Linked DNA regions of Homo sapiens: region 2 is linked to region 1. Evidence: chromatin loops called from intact Hi-C (ENCODE). Cell type or tissue: heart right ventricle. All regions are shown on one strand. Each heading gives the region's core, and the rest is flanking DNA. Links, peaks and the distances in the headings are about the cores only. Region 1 overlaps SDAD1 (SDA1 domain containing 1). Region 2 overlaps USO1 (USO1 vesicle transport factor).

Region 1 (16,860 bases), core at 5,421-13,420:
AACCTCTGGATAAGGATTATCCCTGAGAAGGGGGTGGGAAATGGCTGAGTGGGACATAGTTATACTCTTAATGTTCATCAACTTCTAGATAAGGGTTATCCCTGAGAAGAGGCGGGGAAATGGCTGAGACATAATTATACTCTTAACGTTCTAGTTTTTAAGTTTTTAAAAAAGCAAAATATTAACACTGAATAAAACTTGGAGATGAACAAGTTTCATTATTTTCTATATGTATGTTTTTTAAAAATCACAAAATGATAAAATGTTTAAAAGATTTAAAAAGATTTAAGTATCCTTAAAACAAGATGTTCTGTTGAACATCATTTATTCTTAGTTTCCATGTAATTCTTTTGAACTTCCCCTTTTGTAACATTTCCCAGAATTAGGGTTTCCATTTTGTTCTTAATTTTCTTTTCCTCCTTGGCCAAATTTCTTTTAAAAACACCTCTGATGGTAACATAGATATTAGGAATAGCAAGTACAACAAAATTGGATCTTACGAAGATGGAACTAGAAGTATTTTAGATTAAAAAAATTTTTAGTAGAAATGTTTGATAAGCAACATTACAAAATATTTAAAATGTAAAGGAGTTCATGGCCATGAGCTGTAAAAAAATTTTTTTAAATGTAAAGGAAAAAATCCAATCAGTTATATTCCCATCACCCAAACCTAGCAACTACTTTCATATGCATATTTTATTTATGAAATTGTAGTTATACGAAGCACCATTATTTTATGTATCTTGAAGAAAAATTCACTGCCATTTAAACTATGATACGCTGTCTTACTAGAATTTAAAAATGTGTATGTATTGAAAGAGTTTTCTTAAGTTTTTTGTCAAAATTATTTGAAAATCACATATCTACTCTTCTATGTTTTTAAAAAGTGAAATAAATTAAGCTATTGCTTAAGCTTCTTTGCATTCTGAATTAGATTCTCCTGAATCACCATTTGACTACAGATACCCATGTTTTTCCACACCACACTACTTTTCTGTGCCATTAAGAATCTTGGCTGGATGTGGTGGCTCACACCTGTAATCCCAGCACTTTGGGAGGCCGAGGACGGTGGATCACTAGAGGTGGTCAGGAGTTTGAGACTAGCCTGGCCAACATGGTGAAACCGTCTCTACTAAAAATACAAAAAATTAGCCGGGCATGGTGGTGTGCGCCTGTAATCCCAGTGACCCGAGATCGTGTCACTGCATTCCAGCCTGGGTGACAGAGTGAGACTCCGTCTCAAAAAAAAAAAAAAAAGAAAAAAAAAGAATCTTAGTGCTGGCCAGACATAGTGGCTCCCACCTGTAATCCCTGCACTTTGGGAGGCCAAGGTGGGAGGATCACTTGAGGTCAGAAATTTGAGACCAACCTGGGCAACATCGCGAGACCCTGTCTCTATTAAAAATAAATTTTAAAAAATGATTAATAGCTAGGCATTCTGGCCTGGGCCTGTGGAGGATCTCTGGAGCCCAGGAGTTCAAGGCTGCAGTGGGTTCTGATTACACCACTGCACTCTGGCCTAGGTGACAGAGCAAGACCCAGTCTCTGAAAGAAAAAATAAAAGTCTTAGTGATGCCTCATTTCTTAAAAGTTCTCCACTCACGAAGGAGGTTTCAAGGTGTTTGTAATGTTTCTTAATCTGAGTGCTGGTTACAGGAATGTATTCAGCTTGTGAAAATTCATTGAGTTTAAGTACACTTGATGGTACCTGTACTCTTCTTTACATGTCGATAAAGAGTTTGGAATTTTTTAAAAGTTCCAGTTTTTTTCTGGAATTTTCATAAAGGCTACTAATTCCCATTCTGCAAATTTTGATGTTGGTCCCTGCTTCATGTTAGCAGATGTCAAGTGAAAATAGCAGACCAGGTTTGTGAATGTGCAGGCAATGACAACTACATCAAGACTGTTGTCTGGCTGCAAACATTTTTAAACATCTCAATTTCAGAGATTAAATGTGTAAAGAAATTGTCTTAAAACCACTTGATCATTTTATTTATTTAGAGACAGAGTCTCGCTCTGTCACCCAGGCTAAACTACAGAGGCTTGAACTTTACTCACTGCAGCCTTGACCTCCGGCACTCAAACGATCCTCCTGCTTCAGCCTCCTGAGTAGCTGGTATGGCAAGCATGCACCATCACACCTGGCTAATTTTTACAAGGTCTCACCATGTTGCCCAGGCTTCTTTATCATTTTATACTCTGCTTTTGAAAATAATAGTGGCCAGGTACAGTGGCTCACGCCTATAATCCCAGCACTTTGGGAGGCTGAGAAGGGTGGATCACTTGAGGTCAGGAGTTCGAGACCAGCTTGGCCAACATGGTGAAGCCCTGTCTCTACTAAAAATACAAAAATCAGCTGGGTGTGGTGGCGGGCACCTGTAGTCCCAGCTACTCAGGAGGCTGAGGCAGGAGAATTGCTTGAATCCAGGAGGCAGAGGTTGCAGTGAGCTGAGATTGTTCCAGTGCTCTCCAGCCTGGGCTGGAAAAGAACAAGGTGATCTGCCTGCCTTGGCAGAAAAGAACAGGAACAGCCTGTTTTGAAAAGAACAAAAGACATTGTAAACACTGGAAATGTTTACAATGGGAAATGCTTATTATAATAATGGCTGCATAATACTCTATCATGTGGATAAATGATAGTTTTATTCAACCATCTTCACACTGGGATTGGACTGACAAAACATGAAAGCAGAATCTACAGAAGGAAATAAGTTTACTACCTAAGAAATGGTCTATACAAATATAAGCTTATGCTATTTAAGGAGTACAAAATTAGCTGTGTTCTCTGCTTTTATTTGCATTTGTAAACACGTGCAGACCAAAGACTCTGCTAATATTGGAAAGGTTCTTTCTAGAGCCTTGACCTTGTAAGAGAAAAGGCTACAAGTCATTGTCCTATATTTTTATTCATATTTAAGATCTTTTAAAAAATCTCATAAAGTACATTTCAAAAGAACATAAGCAATTGATGAAAGACTGTCACTTGGTAGAACTATATTATCTATATATGGTTTTAAAATGTGTTATCTAAAATAGTTTAAAGAACAGAATATTCTGAGTAAACATTCTAGTTGAAATGGAGTTGCAATGCAAGTCTATACAGAGTAAATTTTCAAAGGATTAGACTTTGAAGAAATAACATTTATATTAACCATGGTCACTTGCTGAGATCATATAGCTAATATATCAGCATTCTGGATTTATATACCACTTTTATACATTATGAGCCTGGACAAAGTTAAGTTCATCCCTGAATGGCTTCATTCTCTATGTTGACAAAATTTGAGACTAAATAGCTCAAGTTCAGACACTGATGACTTCTTCAAAGTAGAATTCACCTTGCAAGCTCACCTACCCTCTAATGAAGCATTCACCCTTCTGAGAATCTCATCTTCAAATGGATAGCAAACAAAATATTCTCAAGAGAAGATTTGGAAAACAATAAAAGGAATCAGATAGAAATAAGATACTATGGGATTAAAGAAATAAAAGTTCAGAATATGCATTTATAAACCACATACTGTATCTTTCTGTCTTGCATGTAAGAAAGGCTAGTTAAGAAGAGGGTGAGGGCACAGTAGAAGAACAGAAGTCAGAACACAGAATGGACTTTGGTCTCTTGGTATCTGAGTGGGAAAATCTAGAGGAAGGATGAAACTTCCAGGCGCCATCACAATTCACACAATAAAGCTATAAAAACTTGTTGCTATTTTGAATTGAATTTTTTTCACTTTCTGGATCCAGACACAGGAGGAGACACCCAGTTCAAAAATGCGAAAAAAAAAAAAAAAAGGAGCAGTTTCCGGTCTAAAATATACAAATTTGCATCGAACACTTCCTGTAAAGCACTGTAGTTGCTGGGGCTTGACTCTGGTGACTTGACTAATCCCCCAACAGCAATCTGGGGCATTTTAGGGAAAGTCTCTAAGTCTCATTGAAATAAAACTGAAGTTGAATGTAGAAAGTGAACAGAAGAAACTGGAAAGGAAATAAGAACACTGGTTTTAGAAACTGCTTTCTAGGCCAGGCGCAGTGGCTCATGCCTGTAATCCCAGCACTCTGGGATCACCTCACGTCGGGAGAAAGCCCGTCTCTACTAAAACAAAAATACAAAATTAGCCAGGCGTGGTGGCGCATGCCTATAATCCCAGCTACTTGGGAGGCTGAGGCAGGAGAATCGCTTGAACCTGGGAGGCGGAGGTTGTGGTGAGCCAAGATCGTGCCATTGCACTCCAGCCTTGGCAACAAGAGTGAACTTCGTTTCAAAAAAAAAAAAAAACAAATAAATAAATAAAAAAGAAAATGCTTTCTGAGTGCAGAAAATTGCCCTTTACTCTAACTTGAGGTAACATCTACCACAACATTATCTGAGAAAGCTGAAGCAAAAGGCACCAAACTATTTCCAAATGCAAAAAATTGCATGCAAACAGACTGTCCCCTGAAATGGATGTAGCACGCCTGTGGAACGTAGAACACCACACACCACTCCACATACAAAGGTACGTATTTGGCATTAGAAACCTTTTATTGAGACAAGGTAAACAGTGGGCTGAAAATATTACAGGCTGAAGGAAGGCTGAGGAAACCAGTATGAAGGCAGCTCAAATGATGAACTAAATATATTCCAAAGGTACTATTTATACTTAAGGCAGTTTTAAAAGTGAGGTCTTAACCAAAAAGCCTTTACATGGCATTCAAAACAAAAACAAAAACAAAAAAAACACGGGGGGGGGGGGGTCACTTAAATCTCTTGGATTGACTAAAAGAGCTAAATTATGTACCCAAAATCTGTACAGCAGGGGCCTGTTTTCAGCAGGAAAGCCTATGTACAAGTAAGAACCTCTTACTCTTGTAACATTGTCCTGTTTTGTTTTGTCTTATAAGAATATATAACTCCTATCCTCACAGAGTTAGTCCATAAGGCCTCAGTGACCTCACAGAAATATGGAGTTAACCTCTACTACAGAACTATTTACACTGCACTGTAAATACACATATGTGTGTCCACCCTCACAGCTAAGCTGTCAATGCCTTGAGTGAAGGGGTTACAGCTCATTCGTTTTGCATCTACAGTGACAATGAATAGGCACTCAATACATACTTTTTTTTGCATGAATGATAAATGAAATGATTTTACATTACCACCACTATTTACATTAACATTCCTACCATTAGCCGTCTCCAAAATAAAAACACAAAATTGCTGCCACATGTTCAGCAGTTTTCACAATACAGTGTGTCTGGACTTTTTAATGTAAACAAACATGCTTGATTTACCAATTTTCAGAGCAAGGACACAAACTTAGCATTCTTCTAGGAATGGAAAACTTGCCAGGAAGTTACTTCATTCTTTTTCTCTTTTTCAAAAGTGCATCTCGTAGTGCCAACTGTAAGATAAAAAAGTATTGAAACATGATAACTCTTGGGTACCCTATTATACGAATTTGGTTACATGAAAGTTTACTAAAAAGGAATCACCAAGTCAATACACCATCCTGAAAAACTATAAATGATAAAATATTCCAAAACAGATCACATCTGAATCGAGGATGGGGCATATTACTGCTAGGAAATATGCAAAACTCTTGACTGCTGTTCCCAACTCATGGAGGCATAAGCTCAAAACAGGAGCAGCTATGGAATGCAGAGACTACTATTTATTATCCCTGTCTCCAGGGATAATAAATAATACTTATTTGGTCTATGTGGCTCTTAATATTTTGGAGTTGTGGATGGAATACATTGTCTAAATTAAAAGTAACAGGAAAACAGATTTTTCTTCATAATCAATCACCTTTCCCAATATCACATATATTCCACTAAATATGGCATGTATGGATCACTCAAAGATTTTATAATGGCATTCAGCACTTGTGTAGATTTATGATAACTCTATCAATATAAAATCTGAAACAAAGAAAAGTGATACCTTACTAAGAAAATGTTCTAAGTATATGCTAACACTAACCCTTTATAATGGCTCAAACATGAAGATATTAACTCAGAAATTGAAGCCCTGACAATTGTAGCTTATGGCAAAATATTTATTCTAGTTAATACAGGCTCTAATTTTTAACTTGTTTAATTATTTTGTGTTGGAAGTATGTAAAGTGAACATGAAGAATGAAAGCAGTGAATTGTATATCATAATGAGACTCAGTCTAGGCTTTCATCTCCTGGAGTTTGTCTCTAACCAGAGGCTGGGTTCTTCAAGATCCCCAGGGTAGAACTGGAAGGTGAAGAATTTAACATCTAGAGAAAAAGAAGACTGAAGGATCAGTGTCTGACGCAAACCTACAAAAGCCCTTATAAAGTTTTACATGTCAAAAGAAAGCAAACATAGTATTAAAGATGATCAAAAATAAACCAAAATTAAAGTTAACCAAGACCAATGTATACATCTTAAGTTTGTGATGGATACTATTCCATTAATTCCCAAGTACTATTCTTTGTCCTAGAAACTTTTAAAAATCTCTAGCTTTTATTTAATTTTTATTTTAAAATTCTAGCTTAAATTTTAACAAGATACACCTAAAACAGTTTCGGGGTAGAAGTTACCTGGCTCTACATACAAATGTTCAAACTTTTTGGATTTTATGATTTCCAGTTGACTCTTTGCCTTTAACTCACACCTGGGTCTTGGTATGTCTTTGCAGAAAAGCAGAAGAGCTGGGATACTTAAGGCAGAACAAAAATCTGTAAGTTCATTTCAACTTAATTTGGCTAAGGAGGTATTTTCCAGATTCATCTAATTCTATCTTATTTTCCTCATCTGCAAAATTGGTTTAATCACAGTAACTGCACATACTGTTGTATACTGATTAAACAAGTTAATAAATGGAAAGCCCTGGAATAGTGAAGTCTCATGCTAAGAACTAAATGTGTTAGCTAATGTTGGTTATGGGAATTTACTTCCACTCATTAAGCTTTGTAGCAAAGCACAGCCTACTCTCACACATATTTCAGTTCCTTCCCCTTCAAATGCCACCAATTAAAGAAAAGGAACAGGTATATCCCCCTTTTCTTCTTTTATCTTTCTACAGGCTTTACTGCAAGATCCTCCTCTCCTTCCCTATCGTATGCTTTACTTCCCTCTTCTAGTCTCATCCCAGTCACCTCTTCATATTCTAACAATTTACAGTAAGACCTCATGTACACTTTCAAGCCAGGTAAGATTCCTTTATTTAAGACACTGAAATATCACCAAAGGGTAGGGGGGTGTGTGAAGTGTGATGCTCCTTTCTCACAGGGCCCTTGGGGTCACAGGGCAGTTTTGGGGATGCTCTGTAACTGTTGTGTCCAATAGGGTAGCCACTAACTACATGTGACTACTGAGCATTTGAAATGTGGCTAGTCCAAATTGAGATGTGCTGCAGTGTTAACGACATGCTGATTTCAATTAGCTCAGAAACAAAAATGTACAATATTTCACTCATAATTTTTATATGTTGAACTACATGTTGAAACAATACTATTTTAGATATACTGGGTTAAATAAGATATATTGTTACAATTTCCTCTTTTTTTACTTGTTTATTTTTAAGTGATATATGTGGTTCATATTATATTTCTATTGAACAGTACTGGTCTAAAGGGGAGAACAGAGAAAATCAGGAACTTAAAAGTTTATGTTTATAATGAAGAGATCTTGAAGAAAATACAGGGCAAAGGGACACACATAGAAATTCTGATTAATATCAGGTTCCAAATGACAAGAAAATTGGAGAACAAGAAAAAACATTCTTGAACCAACAAGTGCATATGTCCAATGAAATCTTAATTTACTCTCAAAAAGATTCTTCAATCTTTGAGAGTTATTTTATGACTCGAGGTGCTTGAAAGGAACAAAGCTGGGCTTTCCCTTCATGCCAGAAAAGGCATGCTAAAAAACAAAGGAAGTAGGGGTGGGGGGAGCCCTAACTAAAATATAACAAGCTCACAGAAACCTTATAATGAAACAAGGCCTACCAACAGGGTAATTAATACTTCCTCAACCCTGAAATGTTAGTTAAGGGCCAGTGAAGGACAGACTAATGGATTTAAGTCAATCCTATTATAATTTTAGGAGAATGTGGCAAAATTTAGAGTACTTAAAATCCTAAGTGGCACCTTTCCTTTCACCTCAGTTTCAACAGCTTCTATTAAAAATGCCGTCATTATTTAAATGATGTTGTTGAACACAGTTTAGAACTAGAAAGAGTCAACAGGGAGAGCTAAATGGTACCTTAATTCAGTGAATACTGACTTGGAACCCACAGACACAGCACTGCCCTAGAGGGCTGGCCGTTACATTCAGTGCTGGCAGGCTGATCCTTGGCTAGCTATTTAGGAACACTGATTCACAATATGAGACTGTTTAACCCAGAGCTGATATCCTGGCAATTCTTCAGAATGATATTTAGATACACTGCTACACCACAAGGAGAGAAAGATACAAAAGCATAAACTTGTTTTATCACAATGAATAACTGAAATAAATGAGCTGCCTAAGTAGCATGGGATTACCATTCAAAGGCCATGAATGGATAAAATGTAATCCCAAAGCCTGTAAACATCAGGGCTTTCAAAAGGGCACATACAGGAAGGATCATGCCAACACACTATTTATTTTGCATTGCTTTTCTGAAACTGTTTCTGAGATATCACCACACAAAATTATTGGGTTTTGAAAAGTACCCACGCCTGGGGCCAGGCGCGGTAGTAGCTCACGCCTGTAATCCCAGCACTTTGGGAGACCGAGGCAGGCAGATCACGAGGTCAGGAGATCAAGACCATCCTGGCTAACACGGTGAAACTCCGTCTCTACTAAAAATACAAAAAAATTAGCCAGGCGTGGTGGCGGGCACCTGTAGTCCCAGCTACTTGGGAGGTGGAGGCAGGAGAATGCCGTGAACCCGGGAGGCAGAGCTTGCAGTGAGCTGAGATTGCGCCACTGCACTCCAGCCTGGGTGACAGAGCGAGACTCTGTCTCAAAAAAAAAAAAAAGAGAAAAGTACCCACACCTATAATCCTAGCGCTATGGGAGGCTGAGGTGGACAGACTGCTTGAGTCCAGCAGTTTGAAACCAGACTGGGCAACATGGCAAAACCCCATCTCTACAAAAAATACAAAAATTAGCCGGGTGTGGTGGCAGACGCCTGTAGTCCCAGCTACTTGGAGGGCTGAGGTGGGAGGATCACTTGTAGGGAGACCCCCTGAATCTATTGCTACAGAATAAAAGATGAAATGCTCCTCATTATTGTAAATACAAAATTGCATGCAAGATTGTGTAAAAACAATGCCAGGTTGGGCTGCCAGAATGAGCCAACAGCACATGATGTGCTTCCCCCTGCAGAGAGCCTATGAACGGACGTGCAGTCAGGGAGGTTTCACATCACCAAGATTCCTATCCCAGAAAAGCAGATGTTCATAGCTCTGGGAATGGAATGTGACCCTTGTGGAGAGCCTATAAATGGATGCATGAGGGGCGCCTGTCCATATGGATAAGATAGGGTTATAAACGCCCTTATCTTGCCACGGCTCTTGTAGGTCTCTTCAAGAGTAAGGCATACTACCTTCTGAGAATTTGTGGTCTAACCAGTTGTCTAGCTTCACGTCCTGTTTCTATTGATTGTTTACAACCAGTTTTTGCTGCAACTGTTACTGCTGATTAATATCTTGCTAAACGTAGGTTATGGATAGACTGTGTTTCTGTTTTAAGGCTCTGTTAGAAATTGCTGATGCACACACTATATTGTAAATTCTTATCTCTGTATACTGTACTTCTGCATACCAATGTTATGTTAAAGAATTACTTCATCCCCATGTGACCATCTCACCTCATAATCAAACGACCCTAAATCCCTCACTAACCTACGCCCACTCTCACTAAACTTAATAATAAATGGTGGTATATCCAGTGCATTGGCAGCATCGCAGGACCAGAAGGCGGTGACCCCCCTGGACCCAACTTTCACTATCTTGTGTGTGTCTTTTATTTCTCCACCTGCCTTTCCACTTGGGAACAAAGAAAGAGCCCCGTTGCATTGCGGGCTGCTGGCCAGATCCCGCAATAATCACTGGAGCCTGGGAGGTCGAGGCTGCAGTGAGCCATGAGGCTGCAGTGAGTTGTGACTGCACCACTGCACTCCAGCCTGGATAGCAGAGTGAGACCCTGTCTCAGAAAACCAGGCATAAAATTGGCACTAAAAAGTTATTCAATTAATTTTGATATTATATTTCACAGATCAAATGTCAGAGAATTTTAGCATGGGAAGGAACCTCATGGATGATCTAGCTTGCATTCCTTTACTTATACTGGAGGAAAATGGATTCCCCTCTGGTCCCACAGCTGAGTCTCAATCAAGTCAGGTCTGGGATTTACATACCCTGAATCCTTCTCACCTCTCCATGCTCTCCAGCAATGCTCCCATTAATGGGAACTCTCCAACAATGCTCTCCAACAATGCTCCCAAGACACACACAATAATGCCCAGTCTTCAGAAGGCGCAAGTCCGTCTCAAATGTAAAGCTGTCTTGGAATTACAGTGCTGTTCTTGCCACCCAAGCTTCAAGTGGAACTCACCTGTTTTTCTCGGAAGGAACGCTTATTTTTTGACCGGACATTCTGGCTATACCGCATCATCATAAAGTTCTTCTGTTTTTTCTTCTCTTTATTTGTCGAACTGGAAAATGGATTTGTTTTGGTTTTCTTCCTCACAAATTCTTTTCGGTCTGTCTTTCCAGCCTACCAGAACAAAAAGTTTGATATTTCTTCTTCAACAACATACTTTAGGAGTCATCTAATCAACATTAATGTCTCCTCTGTGTCAGAAGCTCTACTAGGTGCCAAGGGCACAGAATGGACAGGACACAGTCTTTGCTCCTTGGGACCAAGAAATGGCCATACAGTATTATAACAGAGCAAGGGGAGCTCGGTGGAAGAAAAGTCATAATTTAGCCTGGTGAGGTCAGGGGAACTTCCTAGAAAGGGAGACAGGTAGACTGTTTTTTTTTTGTTTTTTTTTTTTTTGCAGGATGAAGGCATTCATGGTAAGGGAAAGGAGGGGAAAGACAGAGCATTTCCGGAAGAAGGGACAGTGCACACAAAGGTGTGGAGGAGAAAGGACACATGGAAGACAGAGGATGAGGTGGAACTAGGAGGGGACAGTGTCTCAAACAAGTGGAGATACAGAAAATGATGTTGGAAATGTAGGCAGGACACAGACATGAGCAGCCACAGCACTAGCCACAGGCAGACTCCAACTGGCTCTGGCTTTTCACTGGTGACTGTAAACACATTCCTACTTTTCTCTTAGCTTTGATAAATATAGTGGCTTCCTGACAATACAGACATGTAATACTGCCTTCCTGTGCTCTCTACCTTGTTTTGAGTGGTGGTTACATGGCTATATACAGTTGTCAAAACTCATCTAACTGGCTGGGCGCAATGGCTCATGCCTATACTCCCAGCACTTTGGGAGGCTGAGGCGGGTGGATCGCATGAGGCCAGGAGTTTGAGACCAGCCTGGCCAACATGGCGAAACCTTGACTCTACTAAAAATACAAAAATTAGCTGGGCGTGGTAGCAGACACCTGTTACCCCAGCTACTTAGGAGGCTGAAGCAGGAGAATCGCTTGAACCTAGGAGGCAGAGGTTGCAGTGAGCTGAGATTGTGCCACTGCACTACAGCCTGGGTGACAGAGAGAGACTGTCGCAAAAAACAAACAAACAAACATACTAACAAAAGCAAACCCAAACAAAACCCCTCATCTAACTGAACATCTAATATCTGTGCATTTTAATTTCTGTGTTAATTATACCTTTATTTAAAACATTTTTAAAAATTGCCATTCTGTGGCTATACAAGTTCTGGCTTATGTTTCATTTTATTTGCTTTCTGTTTAAAAAACTAGGAATGATATGCTCACTCACCATTGCAGTTGCTAGTCTTGTCTCTTTGTCAGACTTTGGCTTTTTATGAAGGCGTTCAATGTCCCGAAGAGAAAGTAATTCACCCCTGGGGTGAGGGAAAAATAACACATGAAACAAGAATGGAATTCTGTTTCCTGATGCTTTCATTACCACATGAGCTGACTGAAGTACTAAAGTGGATGTGCCATTTTACCTGGGCTCTTCATCACTGTCTATTTCAATGTATTTCCTCTTCTGGGATTTCCCGGGGGCAGCATCAAGTTCTTTTCTCATTTGGGCCATGCGGATTTTCTGGAAGTCTTCCTGAGTTAAAACTCGGCTAGTGCTGATGGCTGCAGCTTTGGCCTTCCGCTCCTCCATGGGCATGCTGTTCAGCTTCTTGGACTTGAAACCACACAAGGGCTTAAATGGCTACCAGCTCAAGTGAGAGCTCAGCCATTTAAATTGTAGCCTCCCAACAAGGCCCAGAATAAATTACGTCTTAATAAACACCAGGTTATAAGATGAAATTTTCAGACTTACGATTTCTTGCTGTTCTTCATCGGAAGAGTGTTGCACATCAATCCATTCACCATCAGCATCCTCCTCCTCACTGAGACTGGTACTTTCCCATCCATCTGCGTGAAAAAAGCAAACCCACTACTGCCATTTTATGTTGCACATTCAACATAAAGTTGAGATGAAGCAAGCAACAGAAAAGTAATGAACCTTGAACAGATACATTATTAACCAAGAACTGAGCAATATTTATTGTTAAATAAACAATGTGCCTTTAGTTAATCTAAGGAATAGGAAATAGGCACTGATCAAGTATCTACCATGAGTCAAAACCTTACAATCACTCTCTCTAACCCTCATAACTCCAAAGAAAAGGAACAGATGCTCAGAGTTTAGTAATGTGCCCCAAGCCACACCGCTAAAAAGGCATCCTACACTGAAATCATGAAAATCATGTCTACCTTTAGGGTCATGTTCTTTCAACTAAACCAACTGTGTCCATCAAAACTGCACTTGTACATTTATCCTGGCCACGCAGCAGGCATCTAATTTGTCCTATGCGTGTTACCCACGTATGAGAATCTAGTTAGTCATTCAGACAACTGAGGTAGAATATTTGGGATGTTAAAGAATCCTGAAGACACCTCAATAAAAAGGTATCAGGCTTCTTAATGGAGCCACCACAGTTTAAATTTTCTAAATCACAGACACTGCAATCTTTCCATGACTCCCTATGATCTTTAAGAGAACGTGCCAGCTCTTTTGTCTGGCATATACATAACCAAGTATGAAAAGGTCACCAAACTCTATCTCAAGCCTCCTGTCTTTCTATGTTCCATCTTGTATCCTACATTCTAATAGTTAGTTCCCTAAATCCTTCAAGACTTTGCTCACACTTTGCCTGGAAAGTCTCTGCTATTCTAGCATTCCTTGCCAAATACCTGGCTCATCAGTCACCATCTCTCCAAAGCCCTTTAAAAAAAAAAAAAAAAAGGCCGGGTGCAGTGGCTCACGCCTGTAATCCCAGCCCTTTGGGAGGCTGAGGCGGGCGGATCACAAGGTCAGGAGATTGAGACCATCCTAGCTAAAACGGTGAAACCCCGTCTCTACTAAAAAATACAAAAAATTAGCTAGGTGTGGTGGCGGGCGCCTGTAGTCCCAGCTATTCGGGAGGCTGAGGTAGGAGAATGGCGTGAACCCAGGAGGTGGAGCTTGCCGTGAGCCGAGATCACGCCACTGTACTCCAGCCTGGGCGACACAGCAAGACTCTGTCTCAAAAAAAAAAAAAAAAAAAAAAAAAAAAAAACCTAAAAAAAAACTTCCGAGGTGGACCTGACTGCTCTCCTGCCCTTATGCCCCCACCCACTCCAATCATAAATCCTGTTAACACTTCATTCTTCAGCCCTTTGGAAGCCCTCTAGAGCAGAAATAATACCATTCATCTTTGCATTGGCAGTGGCTGGCTCACAACAAATGCTTAAGAGGGCTTTGATCAAATAGGCTGGGTGCACTGGCTCACGCCTGTAATCCCAGCACTTTGGGAGGCCAAAATGGGAGGATCACCTGAGGTTAGGGGTTCAAGACCAGCCTGGCCAACATGGTGAAACCCTATCTCTACTAAAAATAAAAAAATAAGTCAGGCATGGCTGCACACGCCTGTAATCCCAGCTACTCAAGATGCCGAGGCAGGAGGATCGCTTGAACCTGGGAGATGGAGGTTGCAGTGAGCTGAGATCGTACCACTGCACTCCAGCCTGGGCAAGAGCGAGACTCCAACGTGAGGAAAAAAAAAAAAGATTTGCTGAATAATGAATGAATGGACAGGAAGAATACACGACTCTGGAAATTAGAATGGAGTTCCTCGAGTATTTGCCCACAAATTCAACATGCATTCTCCTTCAACAAGGAGAATTTTGGGGGATTCCTCTAAGGGCTAACCCCCGTAATTTTTTCTAGGCAACAAACACAAGATCATTGTCTTTCTCAAGCACCAAACAGCATGCCCTTGGATGAGCGGCAGCCACCCCGAAGGTCATGAAAAGGCATTTCCTATGCTAGAACATAAGTTCCGCAAGAGGAGGAACCATGCTCAATTGATCCCCCATACTTCTAACAGTGCGTGGCACATAGTCATTGCTCAATAAATATCTGCTGAATGAATGTTCAAATAGTATACAATTTAAAGGTCTGCACAGATACTGCAGGAGTGTTTTGCCCAAAATAAGGGTGAAATAAAAATCAACCTTCATCATTTTCAGCATTCTCTTCTTTCTCAACTTCCAGAACTTCTGCTCCTGGAATGTAATCTTTAGCATCTAATTCTCCATATTCTTGTACTCTTGCTTCTATGGAGGCCTCTGTAGGCTTACCCTAAAGGAAAAGAAATTGTTTGTAATAAGTTGCTTAGATCATAAAACCTTAATCATGAAAGGTAGTCTCTGAAATTATGAATTTATTTTATTTATTTATTTGAAGACAGGGTCTTGCTCTGTTGCCCAGACTGGAGTGCAGTGGTACAATCTCAGCTCACTACAACCTCCGCCTCCTGGGCTCAAGGGATCCACCCACCTCAGCCTCCCTAGTAGTTGGGACTACAGGCACGCACCACCACACCCAGCTAACAAAATTATGAATTTAAAAGGGAGCACTATAAAAAATGCTGGTAACCAAATGACAGCAACAGTTTGCTTATGTCTCAGGTCAAAATAAATCCCCAGCCAGCAATCTGTCCACTATTTTCTTGTTGTGTTTTGATCTAGATCAAGACACTGGTAGTTATTAGAGAGTAACTGCTCTAATTTTTTAAGTCTTGAAAAACGTCATCTCTCTTTCTGTTACATACATGCATCCCTCCTCCCTTCCAACTTGAAAGAGGTAGTATCTGGCTGTGCAATAGCCTGTTCACAAAACTGGCATCAGCTACTGACTGATCTTTGAGATTCCGATCTGTTAATAACATTAAAAGCTTTCAAGCTGAAACAGCCTGATAGGTCTTCAAGACACAGTCATCATCAATGAATATGTGCCAACTATAAAATATTCAGGGCCATGGTATTTGATTCCAAGCTTAAAGAATACAACCGTGTGCATCATAACCATGTAATCATAACAGAAGCATCATAAGTACTAAAATCCTAATTGTAGGAAATTTCTCTCAGTTTGTGAGACCATAACCTTTAGACCAACATAAGTGTGCTTTACCTACCCGGAATTTCTTCTGCAGCATCTGAGGATTCAGTGTTCGGAAGAGGTGAATCAAAGTTCTAGCAGACATCATTACATCTGTAAAATAATACTTTTAATTAGAAATTCTGGCCCATAGAGTACAATGAGGTAAAAAGGAGTCACACTGTACTCTTTGGTGTGTAGAGAGTAACATGCAGCTTACTCTTATCCTTGTGTGTTTTATACTGAGCCAGGTCTTGGAGAAGTTCTTCAGTCATGGCCAGAGGACATCGAGCTGTTATCTCCTTTATAGCATTGATTCTAGAAAAAGAAAAACAAAGTTTAAAAGAGCCCGAATAGCAATTTTTTCATGATTCAACACAGGAAGACTTCCTAAAAAGATTAACTCAAAAGGAAAACACGTTGAGTTTTATATAGCTTAGGTCTCCAAAACTGCAGCATGTTAGAGAATGTCAGGTAGGCAGCCTTAGAGGGCTTTTATTCCAGTTACTGCCATTTCCTCTACTGGTGGAATAAGGAACAGTGTCCGGCACACTAAATCAGAGAAGCATTTACTTGCCAACTCTAAGAAGAGATGGGACTAGCTCAAATAAGAAAGGTTAAAGTCTTTAGGGCTATTATCCTGCAATATTTTCCAAGGAAAATAAAAAGCTGCTGTTCAGCATATCACTTACTTATCAGGACAGATTAGACAATCCTTAAACCAGTGATTATACTCATTAAGTGTTTTTTAATCAACCAAAAGGGCTACTAAATTGCCCTAGGAAAAAAGAGTGCTTCAATAATAAATCACTCGTTCCAGGGTTCTATGGTTTGAATGTTCCCTCTAAAACTCATGTCGAAACTTAATTGCCACTGTAATGGTTTAAAGAGGAGAGACTTTTTTTTCACTGTTTTATTATTATTATGCTTTAAGTTATAGGGTACATGTGCACAACGTGCAGGTTTGTTACATATGTATACATGTGTCATGTTGGTGTGCTGCACCCATTAACTCGTCATTAACATTGGGTATATCTCCTAATGCTATCCCTCCCCACTACCGCCACCCCACGACAGGCCCCGGTGTGTGATGTTCCCCATCCTGTGTCCAAGTGTTCTCATTGTTCAATTCCCACCTGTGAGTGAGAACATGTGGTGTTTGGTTTTCTGTCCTTGCGATAGTTTGCTAAGAATGATGGTTTCCAGCTTCATCCATGTCCCTGCAAAGGACATGAACTCATCCTTTTTTATGGCTGCATAGTATTCCATAGCGTATATGT
Region 2 (16,860 bases), core at 5,412-13,411, 140 kb before region 1:
TATTATCCTACGGTGCTTGTGAAGATTTTTTAAAAGGATTTTATTTTCTCATATTCAGTTGACAGAATTGGAATTAAAATTACTGTAATTCTTAATCATAGATCACCAGACCATGCAGTTTAGTCAAGGCTGTGCTGTTTTTTCTCCCAGAAATCTGGAAAATACTATCAGTTCACTATTTTTATCAGTATACCATTCTGCAAAGATGAAATGTGATTGCAAAAGTGCTGCCAAAGTAATTGAATGAAGAAAATTACATATTTGAATCTTCTACTTCAAAAATGAAAAACTGAAGTTTCCCGTTGGCTTTTAAAATGTTATGTCTGTCTAACAGGAAAAGACAATCAGCATCAAGGTTCTTACAGTGAGGGGGCTCAGATGAATGGCATTCAGCCAGAAGAAATTGGTAGATTGCGAGAAGAGATAGAAGAATTAAAACGTAATCAGGAACTTTTACAAAGCCAGCTGACTGAAAAGGACTCTATGATTGAAAATATGGTAAAGTAAATGTTTAAGAAGTTAAAATAAGAGTTCAAGAGTGGTTCTCATTATCCTGCCTTTTTTTTTTTTCCTTGGATCTCTTAAGCCAGAATATCATATGTTAAGATTTTACAGGATGGGCCAGGCACAGTGGCTTACGCCTGTAATCCTAGCACTTTGGGAGGCTGAGGTGGGCGGATCACCTGAGGTCAGGAGTTCAAGACTAGCCTGGCCAATATGGCGAAACCCTGTCTCTACTAAAAATACAAAAATTAGCCGGGCATGGTGGCAGGCACCTGTAGTCCCAGCTACGCAGGAGGCTGAGGCAGGAGAATCTCTTAAACCCAGGAGGTAGAGGTTGCAGTGAGCCGAGATCACCCCACTTCACCTCATTGCCTGTGCGACAGAGGGAGACTTTCCATCTAAAAAAAAAAAAAAAAAGATTTTACAGGATGAGCTTTAGAGTCAAACTGTTTAAACTTCAATGCTTCCTGGCTCATTGAATTTAAGCAATTTAGTTAACCTCTTTAAACTTGTTTCCTGATCTATAAAATGGTAGTGGTAATGTCTAGTTCATTGTTGTGAGATTTAATTTACTCTTCTAATAGATGGAAATTATTTAATAAATGTTTGCTTTTATGCTCTTTCTCCATATGAACGCAGGTAAATGCTTAGATTTAATAAATTGCTCGGTAAAATAAAAATTTTATTTTTTTTTCTTTAGAGACAGAGTCTCGCTCTGTTAGCCCAGTCTGGAGCGCAGTGGCACAATCTCGGCTCACTGCAACCTCCACCTCCCAGGTTCTAGCAGTTCTCCTGCCTCAGCCTCCCGAGTAGCTGGGATTATAGGTGCACGCTGCCACGTCCGGCTAATTTTTTGTATTTTAGTAGAGATAGGGTTTCACCGTGTTGCCCAAGCTGATCTTGCATTCCTGAGCTCAAGCAATCCACTGGCCTTGGCCTCCCAAGGATTACAGGCATGAGCCACCGCACCCAGCCTACAAATGGATTTTTAGCCATGAAAAAGTTGTAGACAATATGTGCTGTGTTGGAATTTTATCTTGGGCATAAAAATTAAAAGGTTGGTGTGAATTTTTTGGTAAGCACATATGATATAGTTTATATGTGTACAGTTCTGTTTTTTTTTCTCATCTCTTTAGACTGAATATATTTTATAGTTTATTTTTGTGCTATTTGCAGAAATCTTCCCAAACATCTGGCACAAATGAACAGTCTTCAGCAATAGTTTCAGCTAGAGATTCTGAACAAGTTGCAGAATTAAAACAGGTAATTTTCCACTTTGATCCAATTCTACTTTGTCATGTTTTAATTATAATAGAATAACAGCCCTATAGTTTCACAAATCTAGAACTATATTAGCAGATGTAAGTAAAATTTAAGTTAAGACAGCCATTTGAAAATCCAGAAGCTGTTTCTATTTATATGGTAATAGTACTTTGCTTTTTATTGTGTTTTTATTTTTCAGAGGTATTCCTTTTAAAAAATCTCAGCATCTCACCCATGTTATTTATAGATTATCAGTGAACTAACAAGGAAAAATTTAAATTTATAACTTGCAAATATGAAAATGTAAAATCTTATGCCTAATTTTAATATACTATGATAATTGCTTGACTAAATGTATGGGGTTTTTAAACTGTTTTGTCTAGAAAATATAGAATTTTAGAATTGGAAAAGAGAAGAAAGGTAAACTTACCTATATCTCAATTAAATGACTCCAGCTAAAAAGCAAAATAAACTTTTTCTGTGGTAATTTATAACATCTAGAAAAGCAAGTTAAACTTTTTTCTACTTGCTTATAGTATTTATAAATTCCTGTTAAACTAGATCATACAGATTTACCTTTATCCAATGAAAAAATTTAAATGTATTGTTCAAGAAAAGAATCAAAAGAGAGAAATGAACTCTGTATACTTACAATTAAATAATGTAGCAATTGGAAGAAAACTCTAGAGTATATTATCCCTAAACAGGTTCTGGGGTTGTTTTTCTTTCCTCCTCTCTTTTCTTCTCTCTCTTTTCTTCTTTCCCTCCTTTCTTTCTTATTATAAAAGAAATGCATACTTTTTTTTTTTTAATCCAAGCAATACTAAAAAATGACCATCCTCACTAACCTAGGACTAACTGTCTTCCTTCTCTCTCCACTAAGCAACTGGCCCTAGTCCACTGACATGGCTGCTTTGAAAGAGAAATGACTGAACATAGAGAAATTTTGTCTTATTTTGATAATGTCCATGTACCTCAGAGTAGATTCTAAATATCTGACCTCTTTTTAAAAAAAGAATCACTTATCATTTGAGGATTTTCAGGTCTCCAATATTTGTTCACAATGTTTTATTTGTGTGGGAAGATTAATATGCTCTTTTGGTTTTATTAAGTGTACCTATACTAGAACTGTATTAAAATTAAAGGGAATTAAGTTACTAATATATAGCCTTAGTTTGTAAATTCTAAGTAAAAATAAGCCATTTAATTATCTTTCCCAGTGAAACTTTAATTAGATATTTTTATAAAAAGAGAATTGCCTTTTAGTTTTTTTACTTTCTCCAGTTTATTTACTTTTATAAACTTTAGATTGTTAAAATATATGTATTTTTTAAGTGACAGTTTTGTTTTTTATAATATATAGTAAAGTACTATATATAGAAAACTGTAACTCATTTTAATAACTAAACAAAATAAATTAGAAAAGCCACAAATGTACATGATAGAAATTTTAAAGAGAACCAAAAGAAAAGAGCCTTTTACTTGCCATTGTCCCACCACTTACTCAGTGTCTCCAGACATTACCAAATGTCCTCGGGGATGGGGGGATATGGGGAGAAATCACTCCTGCTGAGAGCCATTGTTATAATTGCCTTTCTTTTCCTGTACTTTTTTTGGGGGAGGAGAAGGTGAGAAGTTTGGAAATTCAACATTAATAAAAACTTTCAATTAATACCCTGGTTTTCATTATAGTACTACTGCTTTCATCTGTGTTTGGTGGTCCCTAGTCTAAAGATGTCCTGTTTTGCCCAGCCACATAATAAACCTCAAGTCTTCATCCAGGAAAGGAGGAACGGTTGCCTGATGCCTAAGATTGAGACAGGGATCTGATGATCTATTTCTTAAATAGTCTTTTAACCAGGCCTGCAGTTTTTAACCTCATTTTTATCTGTACTTCCAGTGGTATCTAATGATACCAGTTCCTAACCTTTCTGGTAGTTAATGCATTCATTGTAAGTCAGGTACTATCTTAACTTTCTCAGTGGTCATCCTAGCTTTCAGCTTTCTCAGGTGTGCTGATTTAGTTATCACTGTTACTTGCTTTCTCAAAATTCCCCAATTATATTGCTCTCTTCTCTTACTGTTCTTGTTTTTGTAGGTTTCTTCCTCTCTCCCTCCCATCCTTCCTTTCTTTCTTCCTTCTCCCCTCCCTTCCTGTCTTTTATGATTTTTTTTTTTTGCATGGGATTTCAGGAGGGAGCAGAGGTAAATGAATGTGTTGAATTTTCCATCTTGAACCCAAAATTCAAGAATAGTTCTTTAGAGTTAGATTTTAAAAGTAGGAGGTTGTAAATCATTTTTTTAAATGTCTCCCTGTAAATATTTCCTTGATGAATTTAATACCATTTAATGTTATGACTCAACTATTTTTGTCTCTTAGGAACTGGCAACTTTAAAGTCTCAGTTAAACTCACAATCTGTGGAGATCACCAAACTACAGACAGAAAAGCAGGAACTGTTACAGAAAACAGAAGCGTTTGTAAGTATTTTCTCTTTTTTCTCTGGAAGGTAATAAAGACAAGGTTGATGTATTATTTCTTAGCCACAATTAAAAAGAAACAAATTCATCAGATAGCACCTTCTCTTTAGATTACTTACTAGCCGGTATTCTAGTAACATAGGCTTCATGTTCATGGTGACAGTCGTTTTATAGTCAGTCTCACCAGATTAGTTTATTCAGTTACTTAATAGTTTATTTTGCTGGTATTACATTCTATTTCTGTCCCTTCAGTCCAAGCTGGCAGTTTTTCTGCTGTCATAAAATATTCAGAAACCGTTGTTGTTTTCTCCAGAACATTCCTTCTCATACTTTTGCAATATAGGTAGACTGAGAATTTTCCAAATCTTCTAATTCTGATTCTTTTTTGCTTAGCAATTTCTTCTTCAATTTATCTCTCTTCTCTCACATTTAACTTTAAGCAACAAGGAGAAACCAGGCTGCACTCCAACACTTTGCTTAGAAACCTCAGTAAAATATCCAAATTCATTATTTACAAGTTCTGCTGTCCACAAAACACTGCAACACTATTTGGCCAAGTTATTTGCCACTTTATAACAAGGATTGCCTTTCCTCCGATTCCCAGTAACATGTTCCTAGTTTTCATCTGAGACCTCACCAAAAGCACCTTTAACATTCATATTTCTGCCAGCATTCTTCTTCTCACTATGACCATGAAGCTTCTTTCCAACTCCGCTCTTTTCTTTCTGAGCTCTCACCAGAATCACTTAATGTCCATATCTCTAGCAACAGTCTCATCAAGGTAATGCAGGCTTTGTCTACCATGCACCTCTCTTACAGCCTCTACTCATTACACAGTTCCAAAGCTACTTCCACATTTTTAGATATTTGTTGTGTCACTACCCGACTTCCTAGTATTTTAGAAAAAAGACAAGGAAAGACTGAAAAACTGTTATTCAGGAGTGTCTCCTCTAGCACTTGAGAAAAGATTTGCATTTCACTAATAATGATATTTGGCTCAATTTATCTACCTATCTAGGGTGGTAGTATGGACTTATAGGAAATTTATGAAGGAAAGGCTTTGAAAAATATTCTGTGTTTATTAAATGCTGGGTTACAGTTACATTAGAGCTGCCTTGCTGATTACTTTTCTGGGCTTACCTACCTTGAGGCACCTTAGCCCAGCCTTCCTCGTACTCTTATGAGATTTGATGCTCTTCCATGTGGGAACAGCTCATCTGACAGTGGAGAGCACTTTGTTGCACATAAATACATAAGGAATTATATTTTCTGTTAGTGAAAGTAAAATATCAAAATGGCAAAAAAATTAAATAACCCTTTGGGAGTTCATATTGATTGTAATGTTTAAGAGACATCTTTTTTTCCAATTTCTAATTTCAGGCAAAATCAGTTGAGGTACAAGGAGAGACCGAGACTATAATAGCCACCAAAACTACTGATGTAGAAGGAAGACTGTCAGCATTATTACAAGAGACCAAAGAGTTAAAGGTTTGTTTTTGGTGCAACTTTTATTTACTGCATATGATATGAAATGAACTCTAGGAAATTTTATATATCTTTCAAATTCTTAGATTTATGAAGAAAGCTAATGATGTGTAATTTTATCTCACAACATTTTCACTCCTATATTGATGATTTAAGATGGCACAAATGAAAATTTTTTTTGTTTTGGGTTTTTTTGTTTTGTTTTGTTTTTTTGAGATGGAGTTTCGCTCTGTCACCAGACTGGAGTACAGTGGCGCGATCTCGGCTCACCACAACCTCTGCCTCCCAGGTTCAAGCAATTCTCCCGCCTCAACCTACTGAGTAGCTGGGACTACAGGCGTGCACCACCACACCCAGCTAATTTTTGTATTTTTAGTACAGACAGGGTTTCACCACGTTGGCCAGGATGGTCTCCATCTCTTGACCTCGTGATCCACCTGCCTTGGCCTCCCAAAGTGCTGGAATGCTGGAATTACAGGTGTGAGCTGCCGCACCCAGCCACAAATGAAGCTTTTAAAATACTATTTCAAATAATGATAATATGTAAGATAAGCATACATATGCATGTACTATAAAAGTAAAATTTATTGAAAATATTTTTGTTTTCTTTCTTTCTTTTTCTTTTTTTTTTTGAGAGAGAGTCTCAATTTTGTGTTCCAGGCTGGATGGAGTGCAGTGGCATGATCTCAGCTCACTGCAGCCTCCACCTCCCAGATTCAAGCGATTCTCCTGCCTCAGCCTCCTGAGTAGCTGGGATTTCAGGCACCTGCCAACATGCTCAGCTAATTTTTGTACTTTTAGTAGAGACGAGGATTCGCCATGTTGGCCAGGCTGGTCTCAAACTCCTGACCTCAGGTGATCTGCCCGCATTGGCCCCCCCCAAAGTGCTGGGATTACAGGCGTGAGCCACCACACCCGGCCTGTGTTTTCTTTTTAAGATCAACATCTAATCACAATAACAAAACAAGGAGTACAAATTTAGCTAATACACAAGCCACATGTAGGCTTTCCATAAGCCGTGGAACATAGGCACATTAAATCCTGTCAGCATATTATTGTGTGACAGAGACATCAGAATAAATAGCATGAAGAAAGGAATGAGGTCACATTAAGGAAAATAAGGAAAATAATGTATAATTGTGCTTTTTGGATTGTGGCCAAATTATTTTATTTTTAAACCATAGATTTTTATTTGAAGCTATTTTCATTTAATTGTATGCTTGAAGTTGGGATAAAAAATTTTTTTTTAACTTGAGCTTTGAGTTCTAAAATTCTGGTACTAATCAGACTTCTTCTGTAAAATGCTTTGTGTTTCTGTTTACTCCTTTGATTATCTGAAATGGTACTGTTTTTTTTAAGTCTCTTAAAGGTTTTTTCAGGGATAGCTAACTAAAACTATTTTTTGGATGTTAAACTATTTTTTGGCAATAACCATTTTTGATGAACAGTCTAATAAATTCATGTTAGTGTGTGTGTTAAACCTCCTGTACCCTTAACCTCCACCCCTAAATTCCTTAGGTTGAACAAGTACAGTGATTTGTCATAGAAAGAAACTATTTGTTAAAAACTCTAGGAAAGTGAGTGCTAATTTTAGATTCCTGCCTTTCACCTTTCTTTTCCTAGAATGAAATTAAAGCTCTGTCTGAGGAAAGAACTGCCATTAAAGAGCAGCTGGATTCATCTAATAGTACCATTGCCATTTTACAAACTGAGAAAGACAAACTAGAGTTGGAAATTACAGATTCTAAAAAAGAACAAGATGATCTCTTGGTGCTCTTGGCCGATCAAGATCAGAAAATACTGTCATTGAAGAATAAACTCAAGGATCTTGGTCATCCAGTAAGATTAAAATGTCTCCAAAAATGATTTGTATTATGTTTTAGTATAATGCATTTAAAAGATTTTTAATGTAACATGGAAAAGTTGTGCCTGTATTATAGGAATGGATATGTGGGTTCATGAATATGGTACCATCTATACTGTTTTCACTGTTTTCATTGAATTTACTTAATACACAGATTAGGTTCAGTTTTCAGTACTTACAGACTATTTTCTTTTGGACCGTAAGCCTAGAAAGTGAATTGATTTGATTGGTAACAAGACTGTAGTCACCCAAGCATGTCATTATCTTTTGCCATGTTTGTTTCAGATTTGTGTGTAAAGAGGTGTAGCCATTTATCAGCAAAGTTAACTGATATATCTCATTCATATTAGAAATGACAGAGAGCCTTGGCATCAAATCAAAGAAATCAGATGGCTTATATTCTACTGTAGTTACTAGAATACAAAATTTGTCTGGGCACAGTGCTCACACCTGTAATCCTAGCACTTTGGGGGGCTGAGGTGGGCAGATTACCTGAGGTCAGGGGTTCGAGACCAGCCTGGCCAACATGGTGAAACCCCATCTCTACTAAAAATACAAAAATTAGCAGGGCGCTTGGTGGCAGGCACCTGTAATCCCAGCTACTCGGGAGGCTGAGACAGGATAATCGCTTGAACCTGGCAGGCAGAGGTTGCAGTGAGCCGAGATCGCACCATTGCACTCCAGCCTGGGTAACGAGCAAAACTCCATCTCAGAAAAAAAAAAAATTATCAGTAGTATATATTGTTAAATGTTGAATGTGACATGAACAGATTTTCACAATATTAAATACGTCTTTTTCCTCTAGGTTGAAGAAGAGGATGAACTTGAATCTGGAGACCAAGAGGATGAGGATGATGAAAGTGAAGATCCTGGCAAGGATCTAGATCATATCTAGTTTTCAAATCTCTAGGAACAATAGAGATTATATCATAACTCTGAAGATGGACTCTAAACTTTGGTTTACCTCCATGGAAAATAAAGATTTAGAAACCAGGTGGAAAACATTCACTATTAAGACTATTGATATATTTTTGTAATGTTGCCACCCATGTTGAAAACCTTAAAACTGAATTTATGTAGAACACACATCTTTTATTTAAATCCATCTGAACTGTCCCAAAATGTAATTTGCAAAGAGCTTCAAACACCAAAAATATACCATTTTAAGGCATGTGGTGACAATGCTATTTGCCTTAGTTCATTCGTTGTTTACTTTGCAAAATTTGTGACTTTTAAGTACTAACACATTTGATTGAATGTGTATTGAATTGGAATTATTATTTCTAAATTCAGCATTTGAGTCCTTAGTTGATGATTTTCTTTTAAAGAAATTAGTTTATTTAAAAGCAAGATAGCCTGGGTTGGGAGTTAGTGCATATCATCAGCCCTCCATCTAATGTGATTGCTAAGATGTGCAGGATAGGACAGCTTAGAATGAGTGCCTTGACACCTACATATGGCTGCATTCCATACCTCAGTGAAGAAGCCGAAGGATGCTGACACACAGTGATGTGGAGGGCATTCCGGAGAAACTTTTGCAACAGTGTATTAATGTGATTGGTTTTCTTTTTGTTTTAAGCTAAACATCTAAAACAAATTTCAAGTTAACAGTTCATACAACTCAGATTTAGTAGTATTGTTTATCATAAAACATATTATGTTCCTAGTTTTAAAAAGACCCAAAGTATGATTAATATAATTTATTGGCATTTTTGCTGAATAGGTTTAAGTCAGATAATAGATTTTAAAAAAGCAAATGAGGCAATGTGTCAAAATTTAATGTTTCATAATAAAAATAGATACGTTGACTTAATCCTTGGTCATGGTTCCCTTTGTTTACATCTTAAAAGTATTTTATTCTTAATAAAAGATGAGGCAAGTGAAAATGATGAGGCGACTTTTCTTATTAGGGGTACACAACTATAACTGAATGTTAAAAACAATCTTCTTTAAAACCAATGATTATGATTCCCTAAGATTGGAGGGGGTTAGAAGTACAGAAGTAGAAGAGGTTGGAAAAGGGTTTGGACGTTTTTAAATTCAGCACTGGAGTTCTTGGCAATGATTTCCTGTTGAAGAAGTGGGTTTACTTAAAGACAAGATAGCCTGGGCTAGAAAATAACGTATTTATCTGCCTTCTGGGGTCAGGAATAGGACACAACTTTTGAAAGAGAAGGAAGGTCACTGTCTTGATGAAGGAGACAGCTGTGTGTTACAGAGCACTCGTGAATGCTGCACTGTGCCCATGTTCCACCACTACTGCCATCCTAAGGTGGCACTTGCCATCAGAGAAAGAACTATATTACTGTCACCAGACCAGCTCAGATAGGTGAGGTCTTCCTAAAGTTGACAACCACATAATGAACCATGAGTTAATGACTACCTTTCAGGCTAACGTACGGTTAAAGAAAAATGGATCAGGAGTGAGAATTTGTAAATACAGAACACCAAAGATCTTCATTAAGAAACATCAGCAGAATCAGTGCTGCTGTGCTGAACTCAGTCACTCAGGATGGCTTGTAGTAGAGAAGACAGGAGGCCTCATAGCTGCACAGTTCAGCCCAGAGCCAAAGGGACATCTTCCCAACCCCAGCTGTAATTTTTTGCTGGTGAGCATCCTAAACTGGTCTCTGTCTCCAGTCCGGTTGTTACCTCTCCGACCCCACACTCCCACCATTCTCCATCTTCACCACAGTGAGCTATGGCAGGTGCCTACAGTTTGGAGTCCTTAGTACAGTAGATAAGATTCTTACCCCTAAGGTGTTGGTATTGGGAATTGGAGCCCTTGGAAGACAATACAGTCTTGGGGACAGTGGTCTCAATAATGGGATTAGTGCCCTTATGAAAGAGGCCCTGAAGAGACACCTTGCCCTTCCGCCATGTGCGAGTAGAGTGAGAAGATGTGTCTATGAGGAAGTGGGCCTTGACCAGACAGCACAACTGCCAATGCCTTGATCTTGGACTTCCCAACCTCCAGAATTGGGCTAAGTAAATTTCTGTTGTTTATAAACCACCTGATCTATGGTATTTTGTTACAGCATTCCAAACAGACATGACAGATGACATAAATTCTGCTTTCTCCTTTCTCACTTTGCTTTTGCACATGCCCTTTCCTCTGGGTCAGCCCAGGGCTACAGTAGTGGAGCAATAATCATAAAGCATGAAACCATATTTGTCCTTATGATTTGAAACTTATTCAAGTGTAGTTTATACCTCTAGCACCTCCAAAAGAAAAGAGTACCCAAAGTTACTAAAAGAGGTAAAGTGACAGCTCACATTTTAATGGGTTGAGTTACTGGTCTGAAATTATGCTGATAGAAAAAGCAAACCCTTATGTTTCATAGTTTTGTTACAACCAGTTAAGGGTCTCATGATGCTCATCAGAACTAGTAATCTTCACTGGTATAGCAAAACGTATTAAATCATTCAACTATAGGCATTGGGAATATAACGGTGAAAAAGACAAAGTCCCTTTCCTCATATAACTTACATTCTAGAGTGTAAACAAGCAAGAATAAATCTAATAAAAATTCTACACCTTTACCTTGTTTCCCCCCACCTTTTTTTTGTTTTGTTTTTTTGAGACAGAGTCTTGCTCTGTCACCCAGACTGGAGTGCAGTGGGGCATTCTCGGCTCACTGCAACCTCCACTTCCTGGGTTCAAGCAATTCTCCTGCCTCAGCCTCCCCGAGTAGCTGGGACTATGGGTGCCTGCCACCCCATCCAGCTAAGTTTTGTATTTTTAGTAAAGACAGGGTTTCTCCATGTTGGCCAGTCTGGTCTCAAACTCCTGACCTCAGGTGATCCGCCTGCCTCAGCCTCCCAGTGCTGGGATTATAGGCGTGAGCCACCACACCCAGCCCTCCCCCCACTTTTTAACCTATTGTTTATATCTTACTGTACTGTCTATGTCTTGGAAAGTTGTAGTTACTATTTTTGATAGGTTCATCATTTAGTCTTCCTATGTAGAATAAGAGTGGTTTATACACCACAATTACAGTGTTATAATATTCTGTGTTTTTCTGTGTACTAACCTTCAGGTGGTTACTTACTGCTCATGAACATCCTTTTCTTTCTGACTGAAGTACTCCCTTTAGCATTTCTTGTAGGACATATCTGGTGTTGATGAAATCCCTCAGCTTTTGTCTTGGAAATTATTTTCCTTTCATGTCTGAGGGATATTTTCACTGGATTTACTGTTCTAGAGCAAAAGGCTTTTTTTCCTTCAGCACTTCACAAGGTGGTATGTCATGTCACTCTTGGTCACAGGCCACAATCAAGGTATCAGCCAGGTTGTGTACTCATCTGCAGATCCAACTGGGAGAGAATCTGCTCCACAAACTCACTGAGGTTGTTAGCAAAATTCATTTTCTTATAACTGTAAAACTGAGGGCTTCAGTTTTTTTGCTGGCTGTTGATTGAAGTGTGCCTTCAGCTACTAATGGCCCTAGAACCCCTAGTTCTTTGCCTAATGGGCTTCTTCAACATGCTCACTTGCTTCATGAAGGCAGCAAGACTGAGTCTCATATAATGTAACATGATCACGGGGGTGACATCCATCACCTTGCCATATGATGTAACACAATCATGGGAGAGATTGCCCATCACTTTTGCCATGTTTTATTGGTTAGAAGCCAGTCAGGTCCTACCCACCGTCAGGATAGGGCATCACACAAAGGCATGACTACCAGAATATAGAGATCATTAAGTTGCCACATACTTTTATTTTCTTGAACCTAATTGTTAGTCTCAAGATGTTTTCAAAATAACATAGGGGTAAGGGGAACTGGGGAGGTACAGTTGGAAGGGGATAATACGTTTAACAGCAAAGGTTTGTGTGAAACCCCACCCACCTTATTTAGTTTCAGACTGAGATCTTTGCAAATGGACAACTAAATAGGTCAAAGTACCTATCACATTAGTCAATAAGAAATGTAACAATGGCCAGGTGTGGTTGCTCAGACCTGTAATCCCAGCACTTTGGGAGGCCAAGGCGGGCGGATCACTTGAGGTCAGGAGTTTGAGACCAGCCTGGCCAACATAGTGAAACCCTATCTCTACTAAAAATACAAAAATCAGCCAGGTATAGTGGCGTGCACCTGTAGTCCCAGCCACTGGGGAGGCTGAGATACAAGAATTGCTTGAACCCGGGAGATGGAGGTTGCAGTGAGCCAAGATCACGCCACTGCATCCTGCCTGAGCAACAGAGCAAGACTCTGTCTTTAAAAACAAAAGGCAAAAAACAAAAAAAAAAAAAAAGAGAAATGTAACAGTATAAAGAGAGAGATGTAATAGTGTAAAGCTGTCAACCACGATCTAGATATTAGTCTCTTACAAATTTGTATGTTCAGGTCAGTTCTCTGACCTTCATTTCCACTTGTTGTCTCTAGTATCTCAGACATCTCACATGTATCAAATGTTAAAAATCAAATTCATGTTCCTCTCCTCCCCATATCTGGTCCTCTCTTATGCATATCTCAGTAATTTGGCACCATCTTTTATCCAATTGCACAAACAGGACAGCTCAGACTCATCTTTAATAACTACCTCAGTTTTGGTCTGAATGCCTAAAAAGTTCTCATATTTGTCCATCTTCTTCCATCTGCCTGGTATTCTCTCCTGGCTCTTAAGCACTTGCTCTAACTGAAAGGGCCACTTGGCAAGAAACTGGGGCAGCCTCCCACCGACAGTCAGCAAGGAACTGAGGCCCTCAGTCCAGCCGCTCAGAAAGAAATCAACCTGCTCAACAACCACTAACTGAGCTTGGAAGTGGTTCCTGCCCCAGCAGAACATGAGCTGACTGTAGACCTGGCTGACACCTTGATTGTAGTTTTATGAGAGACCCTGAAGCAGAGGGCCTAGCAAAGCCATGCCAGATTTCTGACCCACAGACATTGGGAGATGGTAAGTGTGTATTGTTTTAAGCCACTTAGTTTGGGGATAATTTATTCTGCAGCAATGAATAACAAATATATAGGAGGTGGTAGTACATAGTACCTAGTTATCTTCTTTTTTAAATTGTTTTTATTTTTTATTTTTAGAGACGGGGGTCTCATATGTTGCCCACGCTGGTCTCAAACTCCTGGGCTCAAGCAATCCACCTGCCTCAGCCTCCCAAAGTGTTGGAAGGCAGTGAGCCATTGCACCCTGCCCCCTTTCTTTTTAATGTCTCTTTCACAATTTTGATAGTTTTTACCACTACAAATTTCTACCTTATGTGTTGGGATGAAATCTGCTTTCCTGTTGTTGATTGTAGTTTGCTTCGTTATGATCCTGCAGTCTTAAGCAGCAAGTAGGTACCCCCGTGCCTGCTCTCTAGGCAATCTTCCCTGCTTTTTCAAGTGTTCCTTGGTGGTTCCTTGAATAAACTCTGTCTGTGTACACTGTACCCAGATTGAGCAGAAAAGACAATCACCTCCATGTTTTGAATACTTTCCTTGTCTGAAAGCCACTTACTCCATGTGAAGCAAGGCTGGTAAGGTGCTCAGTAAATGTTGGCTGTTAAAATCATGTTCTCAGGCCGGGTGCAGTGGCTCATGCCTGTAATCCCAGCATTTTGGGAGGCCGAGGCGAGTGGATCACCTGAGGTCAGGAGTTTGAGACCAGCCTGGCCAACATGGAAACCCCGCCTCTACTAAAAATCTAAAAATTAGCTGGGTGTGGTGGCGTGCACCTGTAATCCCAGCTACTCAGGAGGCTGAGGCAGGAGAATCACTTGAACTCAGGAAGTGGAGGTTGCAGTGAGCCACGATGGCGCCATTGCACTCCAGCCTGGGTGACAAGAGCAAAACTCTATCTCAAAAAAAAAAAAATAAATAAAAAATCATGTTCTCAATGTAGTCCAACATTTTAGTAGCTTTTTAGGAGACACTGTAGCATTGCAGACTTGTTGCCTGCTTATTTTCCACAAGTGCTGTTGTTAAGCAGTTTTGTATTTGAGCAGCTGTTCTTTTTGACTCCCAAGGACGCTCCAGTTTAAATTTCAACTTGTAAAGTTCCCTACATTGCTGCAGCCTTTCAGGCTCTTTTTTATATTCTGATTTTTATCATAAACACTTCATATTCTCCATCTCTAAAGAAAAAAACTGGTGGAGGAATTGTTTTACCCTGCGGACCTCACCATGTTATTGCCACAATTCAATATGCTCATGCAGTGGAAAACTCATAAAATTTCAGGTTTATTTTTTTATTTAAGATCAGTTATAACACATTATATAATTGAGATTGCTTATGGTTTAGAAGTGCTATTAGATATCTAATAAAGATACAGAATAAACATATAATAAAGATAATAGGATTCTGAACCTCATTTAATATATCTAAATAACTTTAAAATTTTCTAATCTTATATAATTGGTATTTTTCTTGTTAATAAATACAAAGCATCTAGTGTTGAAAAAGTACACAAAGTACTTTTGCAAAGTACATTGCAAAAGTAAGACATTAATTTGTCTTAAATCATAATCTCTCAAAACTTTCATACTAAGGCAAGTAAATGAATACATTATGACAAAAATTATGTAGATATTGAATTCAAAGCAGTATCTTCCTTGTTCAAGTTGCGGTATGAGCATATCTTTATTCTGTTTGGTCATTTTTGAAGGGTGTTAACAATATGCTGCCATTTCAGTGACAAATTTCTCATATCAAAGCACTCTTTCTCCCAATTTAATAATCTTGAGTCATAGTAACAATCAGTATTCAAAGGAAAAAAGTTTTGAGTTAAAAGATTTTAATATTTAAGGTAACTTGGGTTATAAGTAACAGAGAACCTAATTCAGAATAAGTGAGACTAGAATATTTGGAAATGAGCATAGAAAACTCCCGTGAGATATCTTGCTGTCATAGAGAGTTGAGAAATGAGCCAATAATTGGAGTAGGATGTGGGGTCAACAGGGAGACATATTTTAAAATAGGAAATACTAAAGGAAATACACTGATGGAAATGTTTGGCTAGAAAAGAGGAGGTGTTTACAGTGCTAGAGTCGTCCTTGGGGATAAGGTCTAAAGCACAGTGGCAAGGGAAACCTTGGATTGGTTTATAAACAATATATCTGTAGTAACAGGAGAGAAGGTGGAGAATATGGATTAAAAAGGAAATTGATGGGTCTGTGGTGGTGGGAATGTGTCAAAATTTTATCTCATTGCTTCCATTTTCTAATTTAAACAGGAAGCAAGATACCCATTGAAAGTAAGAACTGGGGAAGAAATTTGATGAAAGTGGAGATATTATAAAGATAGATGTCTTAGAGTGGAGTGTGGGAAACTGAATGGGCCAGGAAAATGTAGTTCCAAGCATCAACTTCAGACACAAAAATGTCCAGAGGAGTGAGACTTTATTGTCTGTGTCTCTTTTTGAGGGCCTGGAAATCTTTTCTTGAAGCTTCCAGCCGACTGCCTATCAGTAAGGGTTAACATCTCTGAACATGTTTAGGTCTACCTGGGAAGGTGACCTTGGGTCTGCCTTCTCACAGCACTGTTCCCTTGGCAACTACCAAGTTAAGCTAGTTGAGGAATGCTTTGTGCTAGGAACTGACTACCTGCCTTGTTTGCTGTGAAATCCCCTATCTGTGGATCTCCACGTGAACTGGGAGAGCTATGAGTTGGCACCCAGACAGACAACTGATGAGAGACCTACCAAGTGAAGCCGGGCACTTCAATCTTCCTCAGGAGCTATACACACCCTAGAAAGGTGATGGAGGCCAAGAAAATGTATACATAGTAGTCTCTGAGCCTCCAGACGACATGAAGATACTATGCACTCCGTATTCCTGTATTGTATCACTCTATAAAGTTAACAAATGAAGTATTAGAATGAAGTCTGTTATATCATATGAGTTTTACTGGCAACCAAAACCTGTGACTGGTGCTGATAGGGACAGAATTGTATTTGAAGCAGGATTGGCATTCAGATCCTCAATTTGCATCTTCCTGTTTTATGGTCATAATTGGCTCACAGACCCATTTACTGGCAAACCTATTACTGTCAAAGGGAATGAAACCACCATGATTGCCTTGACTAATTGCAGTTAGTCACTCACGTTCCTGGTGTGTAGTAGGTGAGTGGGCAGCACCTCTTAAAGCACACTTCTCGGGGTGGGTGATAGATACATAAACAAAACAAGGGTTATGTTAGGAAGAAGGAAACCTAAACCCTTGCTCCTACACTTTTAAATTTCTGAGCGAATTACAAAACCTCTAAGAATCTTAGTTTCTTCCTGGAGCTAATTATACCTACCTAATAGGGTTATTGTGAAGATTAAAA

The links. Hi-C counts contacts between places; a loop is a spot of excess contacts. Peaks named below come from ENCODE experiments on the same cell type or tissue, not always from the same donor. Only the 100,000 strongest peaks of a DNase experiment are listed, where the experiment ranks them.
Region 2: a loop joins it to region 1, with 2.5 times the contacts of the local background. A loop is called at or near these places in 8 of 110 quality-filtered maps.

The regions. Positions count from the first base shown.
Region 1 is chr4:75,945,411-75,962,270 of GRCh38, forward strand. It overlaps SDAD1 (SDA1 domain containing 1), which reads right to left. Exons shown (of 22, transcript NM_018115.4): 15 at 15,801-15,898; 16 at 15,618-15,694; 17 at 14,656-14,782; 18 at 12,437-12,531; 19 at 12,108-12,298; 20 at 11,915-11,999; 21 at 10,565-10,726; 22 at 4,505-5,387. The coding sequence ends at 5,340. Among named protein-coding and RNA genes, the nearest start is that of NAAA, 13 kb to the left of the region's middle. In heart right ventricle, for the core only: no CTCF peak of the experiment used is centred there; no DNase peak of the experiment used is centred there; H3K27ac peaks cover 870 bases.
Region 2 is chr4:75,804,806-75,821,665 of GRCh38, forward strand. It overlaps USO1 (USO1 vesicle transport factor), which reads left to right. Exons shown (of 24, transcript NM_003715.4): 19 at 335-498; 20 at 1,681-1,767; 21 at 4,148-4,246; 22 at 5,627-5,734; 23 at 7,355-7,570; 24 at 8,401-9,481. The coding sequence ends at 8,490. Among named protein-coding and RNA genes, the nearest start is that of USO1, 89 kb to the left of the region's middle. In heart right ventricle, for the core only: no CTCF peak of the experiment used is centred there; no DNase peak of the experiment used is centred there.